Regions from separate parts of the Homo sapiens genome. Here region 1 is linked to region 2. A link is a loop called in an ENCODE intact Hi-C map of the cell type or tissue named here. Cell type or tissue: heart right ventricle. All regions are shown on one strand. Each heading gives the region's core, and the rest is flanking DNA. Links, peaks and the distances in the headings are about the cores only. Region 1 has its middle 120 kb from the start of GOLGA6L6. Region 2 has its middle 170 kb from the start of GOLGA6L6.

Region 1 (15,673 bases), core at 2,925-10,924, 54 kb before region 2:
GGGCCTCTAAAAGCATTCAGAAATTAAGCCAACTGACTATTCTCAACTTACACCACAGTTAAAGAAATGCCAACCCTCCCAGATGAGAAAGAATTAGCACAAGAACTCTGGCAATCCAAAAAGTCAGAGTGTACCCTCACTTCCAAATGATCCACTAGCTCCCCAGCAATGGTTTCTAACCAGTCTGAAATGACTGACATAACAGACACAGAATGCAGAATCTGTGGCCAGGAAACCCATTGAGATTCAGGAGAAAGTGAAATTCAGTGCAAGGAATTCAAATAATTTAGTAAAGCAATCCAAGAGCTGAATGATAAAATAGCCATTTTCAGAAATAACCAAACTTAAATTCTAGAGCTGAAAAACTCATTATCAGAATTTTATCAAATAATCAGTAGTATTAGCAGCAGAATAGACCAAGCTGAGGAAATAATCTCAAAACTTGAAGACTTGTTCTTTAAGTCAACTCAGACAAAAATAAGGAAAAAAATGGGAAAAAAAAGTGAAACCTCCAAGAATATGGGATTTTGTAAAGCGAAAAAATCTATGACTCATTGTCATTCCTGAGAGAGGAGAGAGAATACGCAACTTGGAAAATATATTTGAAGATACACTTCATGAAAATTCCTCTTATCTCTTTAGGGAGATTTACATACAAATCCAAGAAACACGCAGAACCCCAGATAGATATGACATGAAATGACTACCTCCAAGGCACATAGTACAATATTCATCAAGGTCAACACTAAAGAAAAAAGTCTTAAAGGCAGGGTAAAGTCACATACAAGGAACTTCATCAGGCTAGCAGCAGACCTCTCAGCAGGTATCTTACAAGTCAGAAGAGATTGGTAGCTTATTTTCAGCATCCTTAAAGAAAATAAATTTTAACCAATAATTTCATATCCCACCAAACTAAGCTTAAAAGTGAAGTGAAGCAAATGCTAAGGGAATATGTTTCAACTAGACTAGCCATACAAGAGGTCCTTAAGGGAGTGCTAAACATGGAAAAGAAAGAATGACAGTCATACCACAAAAGCTCATTTAACCACATAGCACACAGGCGCCATAAAGCAACCACATAATCAAGTCTACATAACAATCAGCTAGCAACATGATGACAGAATTAAAATCACAGATACCAATACTAACCTTGAATGTAAATGGGCTAAATGCTCCACTTAAGAGACACAGAGTGGCAGGCTGGATAAATGACCCAACCATCTGTTATCTTCAAGAGACCTATTTCACATTAAGAACAACCACAGGCTCACAGCAAAAGAATGGAGAAAGAGCTACCATGTGAACAGAAAGCAAAAAAGAGCAGAAGTTGCTATTCTTATATAAAATAGACTTTAAACCAATAAAAATTAAGAACAATGAAGGGCATTACATAATGATAAAGGGTACAATCAAACAAGAAACCTTAACTGTACTAAATATATATACACTCAATATTGGAGCACCCAGATTCATAAAACAAGTTCTTCATTGCCCATGAAAACACTTAGACAACCAAACAATAACAGCAGGAGACTTCACCACCCCACTGACAGCACTAAACAGATCATTAAGGAAGAAAACTAACAAACTCTGGACATAAACTCAACACTTTAACAATTGGACCTAATAGACATCTACAAAATACCCCAGGTAATATCCACAGAATATATATTCTTCCCAGCTGCACATGGAACATATTCTAAGATCAACCACGTGCTTAATCATAAAGCAAGTCTCAATAAATTCAAAAAATTGAAATTATACCAAGCAAACTCTTGGACCACAGTGAAATAAAAATAGAAATCAAAATCAAGAAGACCTCTCAAAACTACACAAATATAGGGAAATTAAACAACTTACTCCTGAATAACTCTTAGGTGAACATCAAAATAAAGGTAGATTTAAGAAAAATTCTTTGAAATATTGAAAACAGGAATATGACTTACCAAAATCTTTGAGATGCAGCCAAAGCAGTGTTAAGAGGAAAGTTTATTTCCCTAAATACAGTAATCGAGAAGTTAGAAAGATCTCAATTTAGCAATCTAACTTTGCACCTAAAGGAACTAGAAAAGAAAAAGCTAGCAGAAGAAAAAAATAACTAAAATTAGAGAACTTACTGAAATTGAGATAGAAAAATCCGTAGAAAAAATAATAAAAAAGCAAGAGTTTGTTCTTTGAAAAGATGAATAGACTGCTATTTAACGGCTAGATTTACAATGAAAAAAAGAGAAGATAAGTATAGTCAGAAATAACAAAGATAATATAACTGATCCCACAGAATTACAAAAGTTTCCCATAGAATACCATGAACAACTCTATGCATACAAATTAGAAAATCTGTAGATGAAATTGATAAATTCTTAGAAACACACAGTCTCTAATTGAATCAGGAAAAGATTGAAGCATTGAATAGTGAAATATCTCACTCTGAAATTGAATCATATGTAATAAAAAAAAACTACCACCAACCAAAAAAGTCCTAGACCAGATGGATTCACAGTCAAATTCTACCAGATATACAAAGAAAAACTGGTACCAATTCTACTGAAGCTATTACAAAAAAAGGAGGGAATCCTTTCAAACTCAATCTCTGGCAGAAACACAATGAAGAAAGAAAACTTGAGGCCAATGTCCATGATGAACACAGACAAAAAATTCTCAACAAAATATTGATAAACTGAATCCAGCAGCATATAAAACAGTTAATTCACCACGATAAAGTAGGCTTTATTCCTGGGATGCAAGGTTGGATCAACATATGCAAATCAATAAATATGATTCGCCACATAAGCAGATTTAAACACAAAAACTATCTGATCATCTCAAAAAATGCAGAAAAACTTCAATAAAATTCAACATCACTTCATGATAAAAACCCTCAACAAACTAGACATCAAAATAATATGACTCAAAATAATAAGAGTCGTCTATAGCAAACCCAGAGCCAACATTATACTGAATGGGCAAAAGCTGGAAACATTCCCCTGGAGAACTGAAAAAAAGGCAAGCACTCTGACCATTTCATATTCAACGTAGTAGTGGAAGTCAGAGCCAGAGCAATCAAGCAGGAGAAAGGCTACTGGAACTAATAAATGATTTTAGCAAAGTTCCATGATACAAAATCAATGTAGAAAACATCAGTACCATTTATATGTGCCAATAACATCCAGGCTGAGAGTCATATTAAGAACACAATCACATTTACAATAACCACAAAGAAAATGAAACAGCTGAGAGTACAGGTAACCAAGAAGGTGAAAAATCTCTACAAGGAGAACTAGAAAACAATGCTGAAAGAAATCAGGTGACATAAATAAGTGGGAAAACATTCCATACTCATGGGATGTTTTAATGTTTCATAGAAATGAAAAATCAATATCACTGAAATGGCCATACTGCCCAAAGCAATTTACAGATGCAATGCTATTCCTATCAACCTATCATAGAATTAGAAAAACTATTCTAAAATTTATGTGGAACCAAAAAAGAGCCCAAATAGCCAATGCAAACCTAAGCAAAAAGAACAAAGCTGGAGGCCTTACACTATCAACTTCAAACAATAAGGCTACAGTGAAAAAACAGCATAGTGCTGATACAAAAACAGACACATAGACTAATGGAACAGAATAGAAAGCTAAAATATAAAGCTGCTCACTTACAACCATCTGATTTTCGACAAGGTCAATGAAAACAAGCAATAGGGAAAGGATTTGCCATTTGATAAATGTTTCAGGTTAACTGGCTTGCCATAAGCAGAAAAATGAAACCAAATTCTTATCTTTCACTAATACAAATATTTACTCAAGATGGATTAAATATTTAAATGTAAGATCTCAAACTATAAAAGCACTAGAGTAAAACCTAGGAAATACTCATGTCAACACTGGCCTTGGCAAATAATTTTTGGCTAAGTCCCCAAGCAATTGCAACAAAAACAAAAATTGACAAGTGATACCTAATTAAACTAAACAGCTTCTGCACAGCAACAGAATAAGCAGACAACCTATGGAATGGGAGAAAATATTCATTAACTATGTATCTGTATTAGTCTGTTTTTACACTGCTTATAAAGCATTACTTGAGACTGAGTAATTTATTTAAAAAAAAAAAAAGATGAGGTTTAATTGACTCCCAGTTCCCCATGGCTGGATAGGACTCAGGAAACTTACAGTTATGGCAAAAGGTCAAGGGGAAGAAGGCACTTCTTACCTGGTGGTAGGAGACAGAGAGCAAGAAAACAAGGAAGTGCCACACTTTAAAACCATCAGCTGTTGTGAGAATTCACCCACTGTCATGAGAACATCATGGGGGAAACTGCCCCCATAATCCAATCACCTTCCACCAGGTCCCTCCTGGGACATGTGGGGATTACATTTTGAGATGAGATTTGCGAGTGTCACAGAGCAAAACCATATCAGCATCCAACAAAGGTCTAATATTCATAATCTACTTAAATCAACAGATTAAAAGCAAATAACTCCATTAAAAAATGGACAAAGGACATGGACAGGCACTCCTCAATAGAAGACATATAAATGGTCAACAAGCATGAAAAAAACGCTCATCATCGCTAATCATCAGAGAAATGCAAATCAAAACCACAATGAGGTACCATCTTACACCAGTCAGAATGACTATTATTAAAGAGTCAAAAAACAACAGATGGTAAAGGGAATCCTCATTTGTAGTTTGTAGGAATGTAAATTAGTTCAGCCACTGTAAAAGGCAGTCTGGAGATTTCTCAAAGAACTTAAAACAAGGCTACCATTGAACCCAGTCATCCTATTTCTTGGTATGTACTCAAAGGAACATAGATCATTCTACCAAAAGACACATGCATATAGATGTGCATCACAGCTCTATTCACAATAGCAAAGACATGGATTAACCTAGGTGCCCATCAACAATGAATTGCATAAAGAAAATGTGATACATATACATCATGGAATACCATGCAGCATAAAGTATAATGAAATCATGTCCCATGCAGCAACATAGATGGACCTGGAGGCCATAGTCCTAAGCAAATTAATACAGGAACAAAAAGCAAAACTCCACATATTCCCATGTATATGTTGGAGCTAAACATTAAGCACACATGAAAATTAACATGGGAACAATAGATACTGCACACAACTAGACAGAAAAGGGAGGAAAGTGGCACAGGTTAAAAAACTACCTACTGAGTACTATGCTCACTACTTGGGACCAATATACCCATGTAACAATCCTACACATGTGTCTCCTGTATCTAAAATAAAAGAGTAATTTAAAAAAATAGGCAAATGACTGAAGGAAGTGAGAAGACATATTCTGAAATCCTGAGAGTGAAAGTTGGGGAAAGGGGTGGAGAGAGAAGCGTGATTGATGGTGGTGATGAGGAGAGGATGATAATCAATAGGTTAATGAAGAGCACACATTCTAAAGGAAATCACTCAAGAAACGAAGGAAGATTTCATACAAATACTCCCTTATGATTGAAAACGAATGATATTATTACAACAATTTAAGTTGGAAAAAAAGACATAGGGTTTAAAAAGCCATGCAATTTGAAAAAATAAAAAGTAAATTTGAGAAGCTTACAACAAAAGTAAAATATTATAACCATTACGGAAATTAAAGTCACATGAGTAGGCTGCCTCAGAGCATATAGTACATTCCATTGGAAAGATGGTCCTGCCATAACATATAGCATCAAGTTAAAGCAGGAGAATAAAATTATATGATCAAGTGTGGTAGTAGTTTTCCATTGCTACATAACCCATCACCACATACGTAGTTGCTTAAAACAAGACAACACAAAACAACACGGAAATTACTATTTCTGTGGGTCCAGAGCCCAGCCCTGAGTTATGTAGGTCTTCTGCTAAGGAGCCCATCATTCTGCCATTAAGGCACTGGCTTCCTGTAGTTCTCATCCAGTTGCTGGCAAAGTTCAGTTCATTACAGGTGTAAGACTGAGGTCTCTGTGTTGTTGCAGGCTGTTGGCCACGCCCTGTGACAACATGGCTGCTTACTCAAAACCAGCAGAAGCATCTCTCTCCAGTGGGCTAGGAAGAAGTCTTATGTAGCTTTATATACTCATGAGAGTAACTATCCCTCATAGTCACAGGTCTGCTCATCCTTGATGTTGGAATTACATGGGACATACACACCAGGGGGTGAAACTCTTAGAGGTCATCTTAGAATTCTGCATACACAAATTACAAAATGGAGAGAAATGACAAGAAAAGCAATATGTACTATAAATTTGATGTTTCCGAAGAAAAGAGCAAAACAAATAAAATATGAATTTTTGACTTTATGATGATAGAGAACTTTTGACTTCTTTCTCCTTCAAAAAACACACAGAACAAGAAGGAGACACAGTAAAGAATTAGCTGAAGTCTCATTCTCTAACTTGTGAGTGAAAAAGCCTCAAACAATTGCAGAAACTAGTAAGAAACAAGCAATTCAACTTTGCAGAACAAATGAATTTAGGAATGAGCACTAGTACTACTGTAGTTGGTGGTGGCTGGTGTGAAAGTTCACAGAAGAAACAAAGAGCTTCCATTTCCCAATTACATCCCACGGAGTCCAGTACCTGTTCTTTCTAGAATGAGGCATAAGGCTAGATATTTATTCTCTGGAGAAATATGTCAAGAGAAGGGCCAGGTGTAGGGACACAATTCACAAAACAAGAGAATAAGGTCTACCAAACAGAAGGGTAAAATCTCACTGTACTTACATTAATTGTAAATCACTCTCATAACTTCTTCTGTTCAGATCCATACACTGGTAGTAATAAGTATAGAGAAATTCACAAGCAGACATGTAACATCACCCAAATACCATCTCCAATAAGTTTTACAGTTCCTCTATCTTAAAAATGAATAGACAACCGAGATTTGACAGTAACCTCAAACATGAAAGGCAGGGATCAAGGTAAAAATAATAATAATAATAATTACAAGTAAATCTATAATAAAAGATACAATACAGGCCTGGGAAAAAACTTTTAAAAATGATATGCAGTTATGTTCAGAGAGAGAAAATCTATAACACCTATACATCTCAAAGGTAGAGGAAGCTGTAACAAGTAAAAAAATTCAAAAAATAAAATACATAAAAGCTTTTGAAAATTAAGAAATACAATTGCTAAAGGAAAACAAATCAGTAAGAAGAATTGAAGTCCAGTATATTTTTGGAATAAATAGCCAAAACTGATCAAAATGGAGGCCTCTAGGGTGGAAGACTTTCCACAGAAATGCTCCATGCTGGATGGAAGGCAGTGAGGCAGTGACGGCTAAATTCTGACAGAAAGGAATGTGACCCTAGAATTCTGAAGCCAGTCATGTGTTCTTGCAAGTGTAATGGAAGAAAACACCGAGGAGCTTTACTTCTCACTCTTGACTTGAAAACACGTCAAGCCAGACAGAAATTAAAATAACAGACTCAAGAATGTGAAGATTCAGTGAAATGAATGATGCTGAAAATTACCCTCTATTTAAATATTGAAATTAAATTAGAATGAAACAAAATCTTTGTCAATCATGGTTAAAGGAGAATAACTGTTTAAAGCATTGGCAATGTAAACTTAACAATATAACAAAATAAATCGATCCATATGGAGAATAGAGGTACAAATATTATATCCTCTTCTATTAAATATGAATATGAAGTCACTATTTCAAGTTGAATTGTAGAAAAAATGACACAATACTCTTATTTTTATCTTCTGTTTTTGTTGCTTTTGCTGTTTTTAATTTAGAACTACATTTTAGAATTAAATTTTTTTGTGCCAGAATAATTTTTGCTATAATTTTACTTCTGCTTTATTATATTCATTAAATTAAATATTATAAAAGTAAAAATAACGTAGTGTGGTACAGAATCTCATTTGTGGGATTGTATGAATTGATCTATTACTCTGTTTATTTACATGTCTATTCATATGTCTGTCTCCACAGAGAAATATGAAGAATGCTGTTCACTAAATAATAACAATGTGTGTATTTTGGTTTCATTTCTGAGTAGCAGGATTTTGGTAATTGTTTAGTGGCCTTTTATTACTCTTCTATAGAAAGCTTGCCCTAATGTTGTAACAACAACACGTGACGGGTTTTTTTTTTGTTTTGTTTTTTGAGGCAAGTCTTGCTCTTGTCCCCCAGGCTGGAGTGCGATGGTGCTATCTTGGCTCACTGCACCCTGCGCCTCCCAGGTTCAAGCGATTTTCCTGCCTCAGCCTGGGATTACAGGCACGTGCCACCATGCCCAGCTAATTTTTGTATTTTTAGTGGAGATGGGGTTTCTCCATGTTGGCCAGGCTGGTCACGAACTCCTGACCTCAGGTGATCCTCCCACCTCAGCCTCCCAAAGTGCCGGGATTACAGGCATGAACCACCATGCCAGGCCAAACATGAAATTTTTACTTTTATTTTTGAAAAAGACATGTTGATTGAACTCCTTTACAATCAGTCTTAGCAATTGCAAGAGCTAGCTGATTCAAGAGTAATGAAACAATCAGATTATTTAAATGGGGTGGAAGCATGATGCCCTGGAATATGAGCATTTGCTAATCCTGCCACACTAGTGTTTATCCCAGGTAATCTCTAGAAAGACATTTGTCTATCCTTATGCCCTAAAAATGTTATGAATAGAGAACACATAAAAACTTCGTAGATGTCAAATTTTTAGTGATAATACCATTTTTACAGCCTAACTCATTATGTGGTAGGTGTTCTGGCCCACTTAGGTAGCCTCTGCTTCTCTTTTCGACAGTAATAAACCTGAAGTTGGAAGAGTCTACAGCACTGCAGAGCTGAGTAGAGGAGACTAATTATTTTACCTCCTCTTGGGCCATATTGGACTCTTATCTAGGATTGTATGTATCAATAAGCTTTTCCACTTCTACCACTGTATTCTTTTCTTTAGATGACCTTCATCTTTGTTTTGGTATAAAGTCTCCTCATACTATGCAAGCAGCCACTTTCTGCTGAATGCTCCCCACTTACTCAGTCAACTGCCCCCCTCACTCCCAGTTTGTGTTAGATAGTGCCTTCTCTCATTACACCCTGTGTTTAAGTTGACTACTTCTTATATGAAAATATACATCAGCTGCCTTTTTCATGTCTTTCTGCTCAATTAGATTTTGAAATCCCAGAGAAAAATAAGTCATATTCTCAACTTTCGCCTGTGTTTATTGCCCTAGTCTATACATCTGACTGCTTCATTGTGTGCCCAACACACAATCCAAACTAACCTAATAATAGACGTGGAATTCTACTACACAACCAGTGAGTTTAATGAGCTGCAAATAAAAGGACCATGTTGCTTCTTCCCCCCATTAAATTTCATCCTTTATAGCTGTTTTGGCTATCACTGATTTTCATGTGTTCAAATTCAGATGTTTGCATAGTAAAATGAAAATGTTCCATAAAAGGATTACTTTATTCTTAATTGGTTGTTTCCATTTTAGTCAGAGATGAGTGAAGAGGCAATGCCCACTAAACTTTCTCTGCTACTGAAGAAGACAACTAGGCTGAGGTGGCAGGATTGTTGGGTCCAGAAGTTTGAGGCTGCAGTGAGCCAGATTACACCACTGCACTCCAGCCTAGGAGACAAAGCAAGACCTTGTCTCAAAAAAAAAAAAAAAAGTCTTTTTATATATCAACATGTATGTTAATTTTTGCAAAAGGTTTATTAAACCACATTATTCTTATTTTATGGATAAGAAAACTGATAGAGAGTTTAGATAACTTCTAAGTATCCTCCCATTCATAGATTGGGACGCTACTATCTGAATTTAGATCTTTTGATACAAAGTTTATTTCTTCAGTCATATTCTGGAATAGTTATTATATAAAAAGTAGACAAAATGGCAGATTTAACTTTCACCTTCAGTAATTTTTGAAAAGATTATGGAAGTGTGAGAGTAGTGGTTCTCCCAGCACGCAGCTGGAGATCTGAGAACAGGCAGACTGCCTCCTCAAGTGGGTCCCTGACCCCCGAGCAGCCTAACTGGGAGGCACCCCCCAGTAGGGGCAGACTGACACCTCACACGGCCAGGTACTCCTCTGAGACAAAACTTCTAGAGGAACGATCAGGCAGCAGCATTCGCGGTTCAAGTAAAACCGCTGTTCTGCAGCCACCACTGCTGATACCCAGGCAAACAGTGTCTGGAGTGGACCTCTAGCAAACTCCAACAGACCTGCAGCTGAGGGTCCTGTCTGTTAGAAGGAAAACTAACAAACAGAAAGGACATCCACACCAAAAACCCATCTGTACATCACCATCATCAAAGACCAAAAGTAGATAAAACCACAAAGATGGGGAAAAAACAGAGCAGAAAAACTGGAAACTCTAAAAAACAGAGCGCCTCTCCTCCTCCAAAGGAACGCAGTTCCTCACCAGCAGTGGAACAAAGCTGGATGGAGAATGACTTTGATGAGTTGAGAGAAGAAGGCTTCAGATGATCAAACTACTCCGAGCTACAGGAGGAAATTCAAGCCAAAGGCAAAGAAGTTAAAAACTTTGAAAAAGAATTAGATGAATGTATAACTAAAATAACCAATACGGAGAAGTGCTTAAAGGAGCTGATGGAGCTGAAAGCCAAGGCTCGAGAACTTCGTGAAGAATGCAGAAGCCTCAGGAGCCGACGCAATCAACTGGAAGAAAGGGTATCAGCAATGGAAGATGAAATGAATGAAATGAAGCGAGAAGGGAAGTTTAGAGAAAAAAGAATAAAAAGAAATGAGCAAAGCCTCCAAGAAATATGGGACTACGTGAAAAGACCAAATCTACGTCTGATTGGTGTACCTGAAAGTGATGGGGAGAATGGAACCAAGTTGGAAAACACTCTGCAGGATATTATCCAGGAGAACTTCCCCAATCTAGCAAGGCAGGCCAACATTCAGATTCAGGAAATACAGAGAATGCCACAAAGATACTCCTCGAGAAGAGCAACTCCAAGACACATAATTATCAGATTCACCAAAGTTGAAATGAAGAAAAAAATGTTAAGGGCAGCCAGAGAGAAAGGTTGGGTTACCCACAAAGTGAAGCCCATCAGACTAACAGCGGATCTCTAGGCAGAAACTCTACAAGCCAGAAGAGAGTGGGGGCCAATATTCAACATTCTTAAAGACAAGAATTTTCAACCCAGAATTTCATATCCAGCCAAACTAAGCTTCATAAGTGAAGGAGAAATAAAATCCTTTACAGACAAGCAAATGCTGAGAGATTTTGTCACTACCAGGCCTGCCCTAAAAGAGCTCTTGAAGGAAGCACTAAACGTGGAAAGGAAAAACTGGTACCAGCCACTGTAAAATCATGCCAAATTGTAAAGACCATCGAGGCTAGGAAGAAACTGCATCAACTAACGAGCAAAATAACCAGCTAACATCATAATGACATGATCAAATTCACACATAACAATATTAACTTTAAATGTAAATGGACTAAATGCTCCAATTAAAAGACACAGACTGGCAAATTGGATAAAGAGTCAAGACCCATCAGTGTGCTGTATTCAGGAAACCCATCTCACATGCAGAGACACACATAGGCTCAAAATAAAGGGATGCGGGAAGATCTACCAAGCAAATAGAAAACAAAAAAAGGCAGGAGTTGCAATCCTAGTCTCTGATAAAACAGACTTTAAACCAACAAAGATCAAAAGAGACAAAGAAGGCCATTACATAATGGTAAAGGGATCAATTCAAAAAGAAGAGCTAAGTATCCTAAATATGTATGCACCCAATACAGGAGCATCCAGATTCATAAAGCAAGTCCTGAGTGACCTACAAAGAGACTTAGACTCCCACACAATAATAATGGGAGACTTTAACACCCCACTGTCAACATTAGACAGATCAACGAGATAGAAAGTTAACAAGGATACCCAGGAACTGAACTCAGCTCTGCACCAAGTGGACCTAATAGACATCTACAGAACTCTCCACCCCAAATCAACAGAATATACATTTTTTTCAGCACCACACCACACCTATTCCAAGATTGACCACATAGTTGGAAGTAAAGCTCTCCTCAGCAAATGTAAAAGAACAGAAATTACAACAAACTGTCTCTCAGACCACAGTGCAATCAAACTAGAACTCAGGATTAAGAAACTCACTCAAAACCACTCAACTACATGGAAACAGAACAACCTGCTCCTGAACGACTACTGGGTACATAACGAAATGAAGGTGGAAATAAAGATGTTCTTTGAAACCAACGAGAACAAAGACACAACATACCAGAATCTCTGGGACACATTCAAAGCAGTGTGTAGAGGGAAATTTATAGCACTAAATGCTCACAAGAGAAAGCAGGAAATATCCAAAATTGACACCCTAACAGCACAATTAAAAGAACTAGAAAAGCAAGAGCAAACACATTTAAAACCTAGCAGAAGGCAAGAAATAACTAAAATCAGAGCAGAACTGAAGGAAATAGAGACACAAAAAACCCTTCCAAAAATTAATGAATCCAGGAGCTGGTTTTTTTTGAAAAGATCAACCAAATTGATAGACCGCTAGCAGGACTAATAAGAAGAATCAAATAGATGCAATAAAAAATGATAAAGGGGATATCACCACCGATCCCACAGAAATACAAACTACCATCGGAGAATACTACAAATACCTCTACGCAAATAAACTAGAAAATCTAGAAGAAATGGATAAATTCCTCGACACATACACCCTTCCAAGACTAAACCAGGAAGAAGTTGAATCTCTGAATAGACCAATAACAGGAGCTGAAATTGTGGCAATAATCAATAGCTTACCAACCAAAAAGAGTCCAGGACCAGATGGATTCACAGCCAAATTCTACCAGAGGTACAAGGAAGAACTGGTACTATTCCTTCTGAAACTATTCCAATCTATAGAAAAAGAGGGAATCCTCCCTAACTCATTTTATGAGGCCAGCATCATCCTGATACCAAAGCCGGGCAGAGACACAACCAAAAAAGAGAATTTTAGACCAATATCCTTGATGAACATCGATGCAACAATCCTCAATAAAATACTGGCAAACCGAATCCAGCAGCACATCAAAAAGCTTATCCACCATGATCAAGTGGGCTTCATCCCTGGGATGCAAGGCTGGTTCAACATACACAAATCAATAAATGTAATCCAGCATATAAACAGAACCAAAGACAAAAACCACATGATCATCTAAATAGATGCAGAAAAGGCCTTTGACAAAATTCAACAACCCTTCATGTTAAAAACTCTCAATAAATTAGGTATTGATGGGACGTATCTCAAAATAGTAAGAGCTATCTATGACAAACCCACAGCCAATATCATACTGAATGGGCAAAAACTGGAAGCATTCCCTGTGAAAACTGGCACAAGACAGGGATGCCCTCTCTCACCACTCCTATTCAACATAGTGTTGGAAGTTCTGGCCAGGGCAATTAGGCAGGAGAAGGAAATAAATGGTATTCAACTAGGAAAAGAGGAAGTCAAATTTTCCCTGTTTGCAGATGACATGATTGTATATCTAGAAAACCCCATTGTCTCAGCCCAAAATCTCCTTAAGCTGATAAGCAACTTCAGCAAAGTCTCAGGATACAAAATCAATGTACAAAAATCACAAGCATTGTTATACACCAATAACAGAGAGCCAAATCAGGAGTGAACTCCCATTCACAATTGCTTCAAAGAGAATAAAATACTTAGGAATCCAACTTACAAAGGACATGAAGGACTTCTTCAAGGAGAACTACAAACCACTGCTCAATGAAATAAAAGAGGATACAAACAAATGGAAGAACATTCCATGCTCTTGGGTTGGAAGAATCAATATCATGAAAATGGCCATACTGCCCAAGGTAATTTATAGATTCAATGCCATCCCCATCAAGCTACCAATGACTTTCTTCACAGAATTGGAAAAAACGACTTTAAAGTTCATATGGAACCAAAAAAGAGCCTGCATCGCCAAGTCAATCTTAAGCCAAAAGAACAAATCTGGAGGCATCACGCTACCTGACTTCAAACTATACTACAACGCTACAGTAACCAAAACAGCATGGTACTGGTACCAAAACAGAGATATAGGTCAATGGAACAGAACAGAGCTCTCAGAAATAATGCCGCATATCTACAACTATCTGATCTTTGACAAACCTGACAAAAACAAGAAATGGGGAAACGATTCCCTATTTAATAAATGGCGCTGGGAAAACTGGCTAGCCATATGTAGAAAGCTGAAACTGGATCCCTTCCTTACACCTTATACAAAAATCAATTCAAGATGGATTAAAGATTTAAACGTTAGACCTAAAACCATAAAAACCCTAGAAGACAACGTAGGCATTACCATTCAGGACATAGGCATGGGCAAGGACTTCATGTCTAAAACACCAAAAGCAGTGGCAACAAAAGCCAAAATTGACGAACGGGATCTAATTAAACTAAAGAGCTTCTGCACAGCAAAAGAAACTACCATCAGAATGAACAGGCAACCTACAAAATGGGAGAAAATTTTCGCAACCTACTCATCTGACAAAGGGCTAATATCCAGAATCTACAATGAACTCAAACAAATTTACAAGAAAAAAACAAACAACCCCATCAAAAAGTGGGCGAAGGACATGAACAGACACTTCTCAAAAGAAGACATTTGTGCAGCCAAAAAACACATGAAAAAATGCTCGTCATCACTGGCCATCAGAGAAATGCAAATGAAAACCACAATGCGATACCATCTCACACCAGTTAGAATGGCCATCATTAAAAAGTCAGGAAACAACAGGTGCTGGAGAGGATGTGGAGAAATAGGAACACTTTTACACTGCTGGTGGGACTGTAAACTAGTTCAACCATTGTGGAAGTCAGTGTGGCAATTCCTCAGGGATCTAGAACTAGAAATACCATTTGACCCAGCCATCCCATTACTGAGTATATACCCAAAGGACTATAAATCATGCTGCTATAAAGACACATGCACACGTATGTTTATTGTGGTACTATTCACAATAGCAAAGACTTGGAACCAACCCAAATGTCCAACAACGATAGACTGGATTAAGAAAATGTGGCACATATACACCACGGAATACTATGCAGCCATAAAAAATGGTGAGTTCATGTCCTTTGTAGGGACATGGATGAAATTGGAAATCATCATTCTCAGTAAACTATCGCAAGGACAAAAAACCAAACACCACATGTTCTCACTCATAGGTGGGAATTGAACAATGAGAACGCATGGACACAGGAAGGGGAACATCACACTCCGGGGACTGTTGTGGGGTGGGGGGAGGGGGGAGGGACAGCATTAGGAGATACACCTAATGCTAAATGATGAGTTAATGGGTGCAGCACACCAACATGGCACATGGATACATATGTAACAAACCTGCACATTGTGCACATGTACCATAAAACTTAAAGTACAATAAAAAAAAAACGAAAGGATTATGGAAGTGTCATGGTTACCTATGCGTTTAATGGCTTAAAATTAGAATAATTAGAATCTAGAGAATCAAGTGCGCAATTTATAACATTATTTTAAAGAATGACTTAAGTGCTGATATGAAAACTTGTTTCAGGGGATTCCTGGAGTCTAGTTTGCTGGTCACTGTTCTCACACTGTTTTTTTTTTGTTTTGTTTTGTTTTTGTTTTTTGTTTTTTTCCTGATGGCATGCTCCTGAAGGTTCTTATGCAGATA
Region 2 (15,673 bases), core at 4,774-12,773:
TAATCCATCATATAAATAGAACCAAAGACAAAAACCACCTGATTATCTCAATAGATGCAGAAAAGGCCTTTGACAAAATTCAACAGCCCTTCATGCTAAAAACTCTCAATAAACTAGGTATTGATGGGACATATCTCAAAATCATAAGAGCTATTTATGACAAACCCACAGCCAGTATCATACTGAATGGGCAAAACTGGAAGCATTCCCTTTGAAAACTGGCACAAGACAGGGATGCCCTCTGTCACCACTCCTATGCAACATAGTGTTGGAATTTATGGCCAGGGCAATTAGGCAGGAGAAAGAAATAAAGGGTATTCAATTAGGAAAAGAGGAAGTCAAATTGTCCCTGTTTGCAGACGACGTGATTGTATATTTAGAAAACCCCATGGTCCCAGCCCAAAATCTCCTTAAGCTGATAAGCAACTTTAGCAAACTCTCAGGATACAAAATCAATGTGCAAAAATCACAAGCATTCCTATACACCAATAACAGACAAACAGAGAGCCAAATCATGAGTGAACCTCCCATTCACAATTGCTTCCAAGAGAATGGAATACCTAGGAATGTGGAAACACATTGTGAGGGTGGAATACTTTGTAGTATGAAGGGGAGGTCTCTAAGTCATCTTGATGCAAAGGAGGCACCCCTTAACAGGAATGTGTTGGTCATATCTGCGGACGATGTTGAAATATAAGGGATATGAGTTTACAATATTTTTAGATGTAATAATCCAGATGCTCTTACTCCATGAGAGTTTCATTCTTTCCTGGCCTGAGTTTTTAATGTGGTTATAGCAGACCTGCTTAGTTTGAGAGTTTAAGTTTTTTTACAGCTCTCTTCTACTCTTATGATTGAGACTTTGGTTTGGTCCTCAACATTCTTTGCCTCTAGCTGCAGTAAATGAGATCCTCTTTACATGCTACTTGCTTTCATGCACTGGCATTCACGCTTAGCTTTTAATTTCAGATTAATGAATCATATTTTTATCTTTTTCTTCAAGGCATACTTCAAGTTTAGCAAAGCTACTCAATTCCACTCTCCTTATAACTACTACGTCTCCAATATTTCTCAAATATTTAACACATCACACCACATCATCTAGTGCATTCTCTTCTACTGAGTGTATACCATTCTCTTCTACTGAGTGCATACCATTCTCTTCTACTGAGTGCATACCATCCCTCCGCCAATGAAGATTTTAAAAATGGCACTGTTCCCTTGTGCCAGGGGCTGCCTTTACTTATTTATCACCATTGATGGTGTCCTTGTTTCCTTTTTTTTTTTTTTTTTCGCTCTGTCATCCAGGCTGGAGTGCAGTGGTGTGATGTCGGCTCACTGCAAGCTCCACCTCCTGGGTTCACGCCATTCTCCTGCCTCAGCCTCCCGATTAGCTGGGACTACAGGCGCCCACCACCACGCCAGGCTGATTTTTTGTATTTAGTATTTGTATTTGTATTTAGTAGAGACGGGGTTTCACCGTGTTAGCCAGGATGGTCTTGATCTCCTGACCTTGTGATCCGCCCTGCTCGGCCTCCCAAAGTCCTGGGATTACAGGCGTGAGCCACTGCGCCCAGCCAGTGTCCTCATTTTCAACAGGGCAGTGGATAATCCAACTGCAAAATCTCATTTTAGCATCTGCTTTCTGAGACCAGTTCAGATACCAGCCCTTTTTGGTCAGGTTCCAGAAGAAGAAGGGCCTGATATGGGAATTAGCATGCAAAAGATTTATTGGGAGACTATTTTTGAGAATAATCCCCTAATAAATGAAAACTGCTTCCTCTGCCCAATCTTGCTTCCTGTCCTTCCTGTAAAAGACAAGGAAAGGGAAGAAAAGAAAACAAGATTGGGCCAAGGGAGCAGTTTTCATTCTTAATGAATTCTTTTCTCAGCTGATGGTGTCTGTATCTGGAGGGCCCCTCAGATCTATAAGGGGCCACAGAAAGGACCTGAGTCTTCATAAACCTGCATGAATCAGTTATTCATGTACATGCTGTCTCTTAGGAATTCATGAGATGAAGACAATTACCTCATCCAACATCACTTTGCCCTCTCAGGGCAAAATTGTGCAGCACAGTTCTCTGTTGTGCTGTCTAATGCATTGCAGATGTTTACAAGCATCCCTGGCCTCTACTCACTAGATGTCAGTAGCACCCTCCCCTAGTTCAAGAATTACACTGTTACTTGTGTCAGGGGCTGCCTGTACTATACATCAGCAGTGATGGCATCCTTCTTTCCATCTGGGTAGTCAGTAATCCAATTATATTAATTCAATGATTAGACTAAGTATATAATGTATATTTTCCCTCAAGTGATATCAAGAAGAAATGGAATGCTAAATTTAGCTAATTGGTAAATTTCACATATTTTATACCATTTGGACATGGGAGATTGGGAGTTAAATAAAGTTTGAAAGAATAATTTAGGCTAACATCCAGGGTGATCCCCCTGTCACCAAGGACCCTTTAGGACAAAGAGAAGATTAGAACTGCTGTCCTAAGCGTTTAAGATGACAACGGCAAGCTGTTGTAGTGTATATATCAGTGCGTGTGTTATGCATTAGAAAAAGGCTTTGCAAACTACCACATGCTCATAATAAAAACGTAGTGGAAAGATGATAGAAACACAAGTTTGAAGTACTACTGAGCTGCTGACTAGCTCAGTGACCTTGGTCATTTCACTCACTCACTGAGCTTTTCCTCACTCTTACTTGAAGATGATTCAAACCTTACAGTGTTAATATTTTTGTGCATATGTGAGTGCATTCATAAATGTCTGAAATTTAAAAGAAATTTAACTTATATATGTATATAAAATATGTACATATATATAAAAATATCTAGCATTATGCCTGGCCTGTAGTGGTTACTCAAATGCCAGATGAATTTTAATGACTAGCACTCAGCCTTACCTAAAAAGACAAGAACATCTTGCAAGTAATTGCTTCTGTCTTCTAAGATAACTGCTGCTGTTTGGCAACACAGTAGGGACTCCCAGTAGAAGCAACCTTGCTCTCATTGCATCTGCTCCAGAGAAATCAAGAAATAATTACCTTTTTATTTGGAGACTTGATTGATGCATCAGCCTTCCCCGTGGCTGTAGAGAGATAAACTGGGCCAAAGAGAATAACCTGGATTTTATTCTGCCTTGATTACTCCTGTTGCAGGGATAATTTGAGTTCAGGGCGGGAAGTACCACAGCTGATTAAAGAGAGGACCTTGGGCACATCAACTCTCAAATATCTTGATTACAGAAATTGGAGGCTCCCATTCCATGTTCATGAATACTGTGAAAATGTGACATCCTGCATTGCCAAGGTAGCTGTCTGAATTATATGAATACAAGGAGATACAGGGTTTAATGATCAGCGGCAATGTCAAGGACTGGAATCATGACAGGAACAAGTACTGCTTCCTAAAACACAGTGTAAATGATTTATAGTTGAAAATGGCAATCACTTCAATTTATATTGATGAAAATAGAATTCTTTTAGAAAGTCTCTATTTAAAAAAAAATATGCCTCTTTCAGTGATGATAGCTACATGACTACCCCATATTACCAGTTGAAAATTAACATTAAAATACCTTTCACCTACATAATCTTTGGAATGGATGTGGAAAATATTCAGATTACCAAAGGTTGTAAACACTTCAATCGTAATGCTTTTTTTTTAACTTGGCTAGTTTCTTATACTTAAAAAAATAAAAATAACTAAAAATACACTTAAAACTGTCTATATTTTATAAACATTAATTAGGTAAATAGGGGAGGCATAAGAATAGTGGAAGGCTTTGTACAGAAAGATTCAGTGCTCTTAGTAAATGTCAGTAAGGTATAATGAGAGGAGAGCAGTGTTACAATTGAGAGCAGCTAGATTCAAATCTTCATCACCATACACTAGCTGTGTGGAATTACGCAAATCATTGTATCCCTTTGAATTTTACTGTCCTACTCAAAAAGTTGAGATGACAAATAGAACTATTGGTTAAAAGTTTCTAGAAGTTTTCATGTCATTGTAAATGTAATATGCTACGTAGATTATTTTAAAGCACTGCGAAACTGTTCAACATTTTCATTAACAATATTAGCTAAAATGTAATTAATTTATCAAGGAATAAATAAAATATGTTAAACCCAGTGTGAAGTCCACAGTAGGTCTTCGATAATGGTGATAAATGAAAGTTGTATTGAATATGTTATTTATTGTCTTTATTTTTCATTAAAAAATCTGCTAAATGTTGAATGATGAGTACTTCAATTCATGTAAACAAAGTTAACTGGTCAAATAAACATTAAAAATATTAAGTGATATTGATGCTAGTAATATTTGTTCAATGTTGTAGTGGTAATGTATAAGTTGTAGTAATAATAAAAATTTATATTAATGCCTTCTTATGAGAACTCAATTCAACATTTAGAAAGAGTCAATCAAAAAATAACCTGGGATTTTATCTATCATGGTTTATCAGATATTGTTTGTTTTATACAGGAATATATATGTGTGTATATATATATAAAATTCTGGGAAAGAGAAGAATCTTGATTTTGTTCTCTTTGATTTCCCCTGCTGCAAAGATAATGTGAGTTTAGGGTACTGTGTATATATTTTATTATAAATTACAGTCATAAGCTATGTATAAAATTTTTGAGAAAGGAAAAAGTGATTAATGCATAGCATAAAATGTACATATACAATTATTTTATATGTAATTTATAGTTACATATAATTGCTAATACATATACAGTTGAAGCCATTTCATAGTCTAGCTCTGTTGTTAGTAGAAAAGTGATAGGTGATCATGGCTACAAATATGTCCATAATTTTCACAAATAATAAAGGGGGAAATTGAGAATTTTTATTGCAATCTCATGATGAAACATTGGGACTAAACGAAGACAGAAGGAAAGATATAAACTATGCAGAGAAGTGCTTTTGGGCATAAAAAGGTACTATGCAGAGAAGTACTTTTATGCATAAAGTGCTTTTATGCACTGTGTCATCAGTTCTTAAAACAGGGCCTTGTACGTAGGTGCTTACTGAGTGGTTCTTTAATGAATAACCAATGCAAGATCCAGTGCGGCCATTAAGAGTGAATAACAGTTTCACTTACATACATTATCTCATTTAAGTCTCTCAAAATCTTGTCACATAAGCAAGTGTGATTTTATAATTTAAAAGGAGAAGGTGTGAGGAATAATATTATGTAGATTTGATCTGTTTTTTGTACTGTAATGTTAATTATTCCACAAGTATCAAATGGCACTTACCACTCATAAATGATGTATTTGTAATTTTTGTTACTCCTAGGGATTAAGACTAACTACATAGATTCTTCTTTAATGTTTGCTAAATTTAAGTTGTTGTGTATTCATACTTTGAGACGTGAAACAAATATAACCCACCCCAGAGAGCCTCATTTTCTGATTTGTTTTTCTCTTCTGGGTTTATATCTATATTAGCCCTTTTTATATTGTGGTGCAATCAAATATTCAAATATCTTCAGCCCTAATTTGAGTCAGAGCAACATGAGATGGCAGGAAAAAAAGAATCTGTTAAACAATTGTTGATTCTACCCAAAAAAGCATAAATGTTTCTCTTATTAAAAATAAAATAAATTAAAATTGATTAATTTTTAAAAATATTTTTAAAAAATGTTTTAATTTGTTAAGAGTAAATGAATATATTTATTGGCATTTTATGTCTAAGAAGTTTGTTTTTGGTTATCTAGCATGTAAGTGTGGTATCTTCTAATATTTTATATCTTCTGTTTTATTTGTGGCTTTGTAGATTTCATTAATCTGAATTAAATTGATCATTTGAGCAAGTGCTTCACCAGTGACTTCTTTCACACTTCTAGAAGGGTTTTAATTAGAATAACCTTTCATAGCATTTTTAGTCTAGTAACTTCAAGCCTCATAATATATTCACTCCACATAAAAACACTTATCAATAGAGTCCACAGGATGATTTAACATGCCACACACACCTCTTGTTCTTCACATTGATATGTATGTAATACAGTCAGACCCACCTCTTCATTACTTCCAAAGAGCCAACTTTGTCCGGTCTAAAAAATAATAGCTCTTTCTGATATTTTTTTTCAAGGGAAAACCTATTCTTGGGACTTTTTTTTCCACTTTTCTTTCAGTTTTTCTTTGAATTTTCTCTTCTGTCACATTTTCAAAATGCCATTATTCATGATTTATCGCTGTCTTTAAGTGTCTTTATAGGAATTAAATATCTTTTTACTTTTATAGTTTCAAGTCTTTTGTTGAACTTATTCAACTAGCACTAAATATTTTTATTCATTTTAAAGAAAATTATTTCAGAGAATTATCTACATTAATAGTCTAAATGGTTTTATCATGGTGAAATATATATATATAAAACATAAAATTTGTCATTTTAATCATTTTAAAATATTCAGCTCAGTGGCATTTTATATTCATATTGCTGTGCAACCATCATCACTATCTATTCTAAAACTTTTTTATCACTTCCAACAGAAACTCTGCACCCATTAAGTAATAACTTCTGTTTCCCTCTCCCCCAGCCCCTGGGAACTTCTCTCTGAATTTTCTTATTGTAAATATTTCAAGTAAATGGAATGTTACATCATTTATTCTTATGTGTCTCATTTCTTTTAGTTAGTATAATTTATCCAAGGTTGAGCCATATTGTAGCATATATCAGAACTTTTTTGGGATTGAATCATATTACTTTATGTCTATTTAACACATTTAGTGTATCCATTCATCTGTTGATGGATATTGGTTGTCTCCAATTATTTCTGTTTTATTTTTATTTTAAGTTCTGGGGTACGTGTGCAGGATGTGCAGATTTGTTACATAGGTAAACATGTGCCATAGTGGTTTGCTGGACCTATCAACCCATGGCCTATGTATTAAGCCCAGCATGCATTACCTATTTTTTCTAATGATCTCTCTACCCCCACTCCCTGCCACCAACACTCTGAATCTTTTTGAATGCTTTACATAAAGCTTTTGTTTCCAATACCTCAAGGAAATTAATGTTATCAAGGTCCTCAGTGATCTTCATATATTTAAATTGAATGGTTGATTATCAATCCAAGTATTGTTTGATATATAAATGGCATTTTACAGGACTGAGTACATGTACCTACATGAAATGTCTTCACTAGATTAAGAAACTGCTGAAGAGATTTAGAAGGTAGGATGGCCCTTTTGCAGATTCTGTGTAGAAACTGAGACCCTCCCCCTTGAAAATACCAGAGAGGATTTCCACAGAAGCTGTAATCAACTATTTATATTGTTTTATTGTTCTGGGTTAGATGACATGCCATTCTTGATTCAAATACAGAAAGGGAAGATATAATCATTCTAATTTTCTCCAACTATTCTCTGGAGCCGAGATTAGACTCAGTAGCTGCTGAATAAGATGCACAGACTTGTGAAAATGGTGAATATTCAAAGACCTTTCTGTTTGAAAAGAGAAAGGGATTCTGTTTGGAAGGAGAAAAACAAGAATGATACTGGATTGGCAGTTAACAATATCCACTGTATGCCTGAAAGCATATCCGTAGAATATTTTTTTAAAAATATCATTTCTACCTCAAGTACTAGTATTGGACTCTAAGAAATGTACTTATGTGCTTATTTAAACATTAAACCAGCATAAAATTAGAATAGTTTCTAAATTTTCTCCATGAAGGTTCATATTGAATAGAAAAAGCTATTGTTTTCTTCTTTTCCATTACAGAGCATGACCCTTTAAATGTTTGAATTTTTTCCTTGAAATGCACTTTAAAACAGAAGTGATATGCATTTAGCTTCATGATGGTTTTAGGTGAGATTTAATAGCTAGCCATACAAATAAACCCTGCAGGTGGTAAGCGACGGTCCATGCATGAAACAAGCATCCCAGCTTCCAAAAGGCTATCAATTAAATGAAAATGACTATTGAACTGATCTTCTGCTACCAAAATGCTAATTAAAATTTCATTACTCTTCATCAGCCACTCATACTGTAGCTCTGGGATAATGGTGATGCAGCGTCTCAGTATATTATAATCTTAGTGATATATTTTTATATCATCACCATAAGAAACATTGTGTTACTCCAGAATATTTGAGATTTCTCACTGCCTGAGGCATGTATTTATTTCATATCTTTTTATTTTAGTTTATTCTGTTCAATCCTCTACTTAATCCATCTACCTGTACCTGATGCGTGGGTCTCTGATACTAGGCCACAGACAAATACTCACCCAGGATTGACCTTGAAAATAAAACATGATGTTTGTGTCATAATCATAGTTCACATCTGACTTCATACTTAGTACAGCTAATTTTACTCCTTTTTCCTTGTGAAAATGCCAGATCCTGATGAGTTTTAAATTTAAAAAATCCTCTTTCCTATGTAATTATAAATTATTTCGTTGTTTAAACCTTATAGTATCATGAATTTAGTACTTTTTTTTCTGGAAATATTTGGCATATGAACCTCTCTCACTTATGAGCAGCATATTTGTTAATTGAGATTATTGTAGATTCACACGTGATAGAAGGAACGATACAGAGAGATCCCTTGTATACTTCATCCAGTTTCCCCTAATGGTGACATTTTGCGTAACCATAGCATAATAGCATAACCAGGATATTAATATCAATAAAATCCATTGATCTAATTCAGACTTACCCAGTTTTACTTACACACATATATGTGTGTATTAAATCTGATACAATTTTAAGATGAGTAGGTGTGTTTATCCACAAATAGGAGTAAAAATGCTAAACACTAACAACGTCAGGATCCTTTCTATTCTTTGATAACCATACACACCTCCCACCATTTCTCCCACTCATTTTAAATGTTGCCACTAAACTTATCCTCTATTTCTAAAATTTCATCATGAATAGAACAATACAGAATATAAACTTTGGGGTTAGTATTTTTTTACTTTGTGTGATTCTCTGGAGACTTGCCTAAGTTGATATGTACATAAATGATCTATTCCTTTTAATTGTTAAGTAGTATTCCATGGTGCATATGTACTGCCATTTGTTTGACCATTCACCTACTGAAGTACATCTTGATTGAGCAAAGGTTTTGGCTATTATGAATACATCTGCTATAAATATTTGTTGAATAGGCTTTTGTGAACAGAGCTTTCTCCCCACTCTTGGAGAAATTCACAAGAGTACAATTTGCTAGGTTGAATAATAGTTGTATACCTTTTTTATTACCAAGCTCCAAGCTGTTTTCTATAGCGGCTGTATCATTTTACATTTTCACAGGAAATATATGAGTGATTTAGTTTTTCTACAGAAATGGCAATATTTGCTGCTGTCACTTTTTTGTTAATTTTTGCCATTGTAATAGATTTGTAGTATTAGGTAATAATATATCACTGTGGTTTTAATTTGCAATTTTCTGGTGATGAATGATGTTGATATGATGCTTGTTTTCCATCTGCATATCCTATTCACTGAAATGTCTCTTTATGTCTTTTGCCCATATTCTAATTGGTTTTTCGAGTTCATTTTTACAAGACCTTTTGCAATCTGTATAGTTTTGTTTTGTTGAGGTTAGAGAGGTCTTTTTTATGTTCTAAATACTAGTCCTTCCTCAGATATATAATTTTAAATGTTTTCTCCAAATACGTACCTTGGTCTGTTTATCCTTTGCACACCGGTTTTCACTAAGAGAAAGTTTATAGTTTATAATTTTTTTATTTTATGTATTGTGCTTTTGATGTCAAGTCTGAGAAATTGTAGCTTTCCTGTAGATCCTGAAGATTTGTTTTCTTTTAGTTTAAACATGTTTTTTAGCTATATATTTACATTTAAGGATATAATTTATTTTGACTTAATTTTTGTATGTTATATGAAATGTAGGCTGAGATTATTTTTCTTTTGTTTTTTTTTTCCTTTTGGTCTATGCATATACAATTGCCGCAGGACCATTTCCTGAAAAGAACATTTTTCAGTTTAGTTCTTGCATCTTGCTCAAAAGTGTGTTAGGTATATTTTATGGGTCTGTTTCCAGGCCCTCTACCTTGTTCCATTGGCTTATGTGTCAGTACCACATAATATTAATTAATGTATGTAGATAATAAGTCTTGAAATCAGATACAATAATTCATTCCTTTTTATTTTTCCTTTTTGAAATTGTTTTAGCTAGTTTAGTTCCCTGGGCATTGCATGTAAATTTTACAGTGATAATTCTATATTTATACAAAAGTGGGCTATTTTGGATAAGAATTACATTGAACCTGTGCATTGATTTAGAAAAAATTAGCATCATTACTATACTGTTTCTTCCAATCCATGAACACAATGTCTTTCCACTTATTTAGGATTTTTAATTTATTTCATCATTGTTGTATATTTTTCAGCATAAAAGTCTTGCACAGTTTTGTTAGATTTATAGTTAAATAATTCATTTTTGAGTGTTGTGAATGGCATTGTGTTTTTAATTTCAGTGTTCATGGGCACATTCTGGTATCTAGAATGAAAAATTGATTGTGTTATGCTTATCTTGTATCTTGTGACCTTGTTGGCATCATTTATATTAGCTCTGTTTTTTGATAGATCCTTTAGGATTTTCAACACAGACAATCATGTTATCAGCAAATAGAAAAAAATTTTACTTTTTCCTTTCTTGTCTGTATACCTTTTGTTTCCTTTCTTTTCATTATTGTGCTAGTTGAGGACTTCCAGAACTATGTTGAGAAGAGAAGTAAGAGTAGTCATCTTTACCTTGTGTGCTAAGCTGTTCTTATGTTGCTACAAAGAAATACTCGAGAATGAGTAATTTATAAAGAAAAGAGGTTTAATTGGCTCACGGTTCTTCAGGCTGTACAGGAAACACGGCACTGGCAACTGCTCAGCTTTGGGGGTCTCTCAGGGAGATTTTACTCCCTGAGAAGCGGGAGGAGGTATGTCACATGGCCAAAGCAGAATCACATGGCCATGGTCATGTGGCCAAAGAGAGAGTGGAAGGAGGTGCCACAAACTTTAAAACAACCAGATCTCATGAGAACTCACCTACTAACCTGAGGACAGCACCAAGACATCAGGGATCTGCTCCCATGACCCCGATACCTCTCACCAGGCCCCACCTCCAACACTGGGGATTACATTTCAACATGAGATTTGGCAGGGACATATATCCAAACTATAGCACCTTATTCCTGATTTTAGGAAGGATTTTAGGATGTTTTTCATCATCAAGTATAATCTTAGCTGTAGGGTTTTTACCTGTTCTTTAAAATTTGGAGAAGGTCTTCCTCTATTCCTAATTTTCTAAGAGTTTTTTATTATATATATTTATTTTTTGCTGAATTAATTTTATGCATCAATTGATATGATCATCTGATTTTTCTTCTTTAGCCTGTTGATATTGTTCATTGCAATGACTGATTTTGTAATGTTGAACCATCCTTGTATTGCTGGAATAAACACACTTGGTCATGTGTGTAGTTATTTTTATATATTATTGAGTTTTATTTCATAATATTTTGTTAATGATTTTTATATCTATATTTGCGAGGAATACTAATCAATTATTTTCTTTTTTGTACACTGGCTTGGGTATTGGTGTAATACTTCATAAGAATAGTTAGGAAATTTTCAATTCATTTCTATTTTCTGGTAAAGCTTGTATAAATTTAGTAATAATTACTTCTTAAATGTTTATTACTATTCTCCGGTGAAACTATTTCAGCCAGGAATTTTATTTTTCAGGACCTTTTAATTAATAATTGATTTGATTGAAATAGAGCTATTTTAGATTGTTAATTTTATCTTGGTAATTTTTGATAGTTTGTGTTTTCAAAAAATTAGTCCGTTTAAGTTGATGAAACTATAAGCATGAAGTTGTTCGTATTATTCTCTTTATCTTTTTAAAAGCTACAGAATCAAGAGCGTTATTTCTTACTTTAATTTTGACATGAGCAATAGCTGTCTTTTTGTTACTTTTGTTTAGTATTTTTGGAGTTTTATTAATTTTATTGATAAACATATTTGAAAGATATTTGGTTATATTAATTTTCTTTATTGCTTTTCTGTTCTCAATTTTATTGATTTCTGCTTTGATTTTTTATTATTTTTTCTTTTTGTTTTGAGCTTATTTTGCTCTTCTGTTTCTACTTTTGTTAATAGAAATGTAGATTATCAACTTGAGACCTCTCATTTTTAATGTAAGCCTGCACTGCTATCAGTTTTTCTCTAATCGCTTCTTTAGTTCTATCTGACATAATATTTTGTATCTTTTAAATCATTCACATCTATGTATTTGTTTTTAAATTATTTGAGACTTCCTTTTTGACCCATGGATCATTTAAAAATACGTTATTTCCCACATGTTCTCAGATTCCTCTTGTTTTGTTATTTATTTCTAGTTTGGTATCACAAAAAATACATAACACAATTTAAACTATTTTTTTAAGTTTGTTGAGGCTTGATTAATGTCTACTTATGTCTATGATCTATCTTGATGAGTATTCCATGAAGGTCTGAAAAAAATTGTGTGTTCTGCTGTAATTGAGCGGAGTGTTTTTATGTGGCAGTTAGATCTTCTTAGCTGAATGTGCATATATTCTAGATATTGCAGGTCATTGCTGATTTTCTAATAATTCTATCATTATTATCAGTGTTGGAGTCTGCAATTACAGTAGTGAATCTCTGCTTTCAACTCTTTATCAGTTTTTGTTTCATGTTATTTTGCGAATACGCTCTCGTGGTCGGTACATATTTAGAATTTTTATGTCTAGTTGATTGATTCTTTTATCATCATTAGTATAAAAGACACAAGGATCAAAAACATCTAAATGAAACGTGGTTCGGACAAGAAGGCATAGACCCATTTCTTCTTGCTGTCTCTCACGAGACACAACCTTAAGCATTAGAAGTAGTGAAAAGACAAATATAGAGGAGAACCCTGAAGGTAGTAAAAATAAGAGAGCTTTCTTTGTACTATCCTTGAGTGTTTCACTACGTATTAAATTTCCACAATGCATCACTAGAGCCTATATTGTATCTGTGGACACTCTTTAAATGTGGACATTTAAGCAAAAGTTGAAAGAATAAATCTAGAAATAAAAATGAATGTGAAATTTGATGAGAAGGATTGGCTCCTGCTGCAAATAAATTTCTGTTCATTATACATTACAGTCAGTGGTATTCTATTATAGCAGCATGAAATGGTCTAATACATCTGATCAAGAATGGAGAATCTCAGTCCTATGAGGACAAAGAGGCTTCCATGACCTACTAAGTTGCCTGGTATTGTTCAGTCTCTCCTGCAGGCTCTTTGTCTTGTAGCCTAAGTATCTCTTGGTAGAAAAAAGAAGTCTCAGGACAGGTGGGTGAGGAGATGCACTCTCATGTCTTAAGTTCAGCTGGTGCTATGCTGGGGGCTACTGTTTGATCTGGAGAAACAATGGGCCTATCTGGGCTGCCTTCTGCTACTATGTCATGGGGGAAAGAAGTACTGGATATGGATGGCCTTCCTCTCAGGTGGGAGGACACAAGGCATCTTGATGTTGTGTTGTTGCTCAAATCCTGGGTCCCCACACCAGCTCTTCTATTTTTACCACCTGCAGAGTTCTCCTTTATTTGCTTTTTGTACCATTTGCAGTGCTTAAGGTTGTGCCTAGTGAGAGGGAGCAGGAAGAAATGGGTCTATGCCTTCTTATTTGAGCTACAGCTTACTTAGATGTTTTTGATCCTTGTTTCTCCAATATTAATGATTAATTTTTAAAACTTTACCCTAAATTAATCTGTATTACCTTTTTTCCATAAACTCCATAAAGACAGAATGTGTTTCATTTTTATATAATTAAACACCCTGCCTGCAGTTTACAAACAAATGATATGTCATTTAAGTTTCATAAATGGGAAAAAGGTTAATCACAGACAGTTTATTTCTTTAAAAAATAACACAAATTTCTTATTTCTGTATTTGTCATAAGTTCAACCTTTTTGCATTATCTTGATCAGTGTAAAATGCTTGGATGGTCAGTGTTGTTTGACTTGTGTCTGTATTTGGTTAGGATCCATTTAAACTCTCTAGGATAATGTCAAAATCAATTTCTTCCTTTATACTTTCTTATTTTCAAAGAAATGGTGCTAAATATTTCTATGAATATATGGAAATATCTATGCGAATATGTATCTGACTAAAAATGTTGCAGGCATCTTTTCTGTTTTTTTAACCCTTTGTAATATTTTTATTTTGTTTATTTAGTGATATAAGGGAAAATTGTGAGCATTTAACTACATAATCTTTATGTTTCCACCAAACTCAATTTTTTAGTTCTTAGTATATGGCCTATAATCTAACTTTAATTTATCCCTTTTATATTAGCTTATTTTCTTGTTAACAACAAGGATATCTCTTCTGGAGTATCTCAAGTCAAGGTAGAAAAAGTAGTCAACAGGAAAATGAACAGAACAGTTTTGGATATGTATGAGAATTTAAAGCAAATGTTTCTAAATGAGAAATTGTAACTCAGGAAATATTTGGCACATTCTATCAAAATTTTGTGAATTTTGATAATAAAACATTCACAATTCAATTAGGAGTAAAGGAAGAAAATATAAGCTATATCTATCAATAAAAGATTTTTTTCCATTTTTGTTTCATCTAGCAATATTCTTTTCCCTCCATAAGGAATCTGTTAAAAACTCTCTTCTTACTATCCTTCAGTCTTTTAAAATGTGTTAAATTCCCACAGTGCATTATTAGAGCCTATATCTGTGGACACTCTTTATGTGTTGGTATTTGAGCAAAAGTAGAAAGAATAAATCCAGAAATAAAAATGAATGGGAAATTTGACAGGAGAGATTGCTTTCTACTGCCAAATATATAACTATACTTCATCTAGTCTATCACTCAAGGAGGTTTCAGAATGAAGAATCATTTCCAAAATGCCATCCTACTTTCATCTTTTCCCAAGGAGGTTCAGAATAACCTGCAAGTGGATCACTGAACAAAGAAAGTACAAAACCACAAATAGTCCCTCTAAGGTCCTTTAAAACACAAACTTGGAACATTTTTATGACATTTCAAAATGACTTGTGATCCTGATACTACTATTTAAAGATATAGCTTGAATCAAATAAAATAAATTATAGGTCATCTGTCTAAGGATGGAACATTTTGTTTTGTTTTTTTCCCCATTTGACTTCTTAAAATTAATTATAGTTTCTTTAATATATATTGCAGAGATTATATATTTTTAAATCCAGGTTATAGAATAAAAATACTTTGCTTATCATCATTTGATATAAGTTCTATAAGTAAAAACTCAGTTCTACTTATATATTTCTACATAGAAGCACCACTTATAGTTTGTTGGCTTTTTAAAAAGAAGAAGGTAAAATTATACTAACGGATTTTGCTATGAGATGGATCAACCTAGATTTTATGAATAGAATAATTAACGTAAGTGCTTCAAATAGGTTTAGTGTTTTATGGTCTGAGACACGGCTTCCATCTAAAGAAACACCAATTTAGGAGAAACTAGAAAAAGAATTGGGAAAGAAGAAGAAAGTGTTTTTTGGAAATACACCAACCATAAAAGAGCGAAGCTCACTCTGCTCCTCTTAAAGTTTACTGCATTGTAATTGGGAATTTGTTATTTCCATGGTTCCTTTGAGTAACATAGACATAAGCAAAGAGAG

The links. Peaks named below come from ENCODE experiments on the same cell type or tissue, not always from the same donor. Only the 100,000 strongest peaks of a DNase experiment are listed, where the experiment ranks them.
Region 1: it touches region 2 in a loop (2.7-fold over the local background); 12 of 110 quality-filtered maps call a loop at or near these places.

The regions. Positions count from the first base shown.
Region 1 is chr15:20,411,235-20,426,907 of GRCh38, reverse strand. It overlaps the pseudogene HERC2P3. Among named protein-coding and RNA genes, the nearest start is that of GOLGA6L6, 120 kb to the left of the region's middle. In heart right ventricle, for the core only: no CTCF peak of the experiment used is centred there; DNase peaks (open chromatin) are centred at 5,950 and 8,236.
Region 2 is chr15:20,359,084-20,374,756 of GRCh38, reverse strand. No RefSeq gene overlaps it. Among named protein-coding and RNA genes, the nearest start is that of GOLGA6L6, 170 kb to the left of the region's middle. In heart right ventricle, for the core only: no CTCF peak of the experiment used is centred there; no DNase peak of the experiment used is centred there; H3K27me3 peaks cover 273 bases.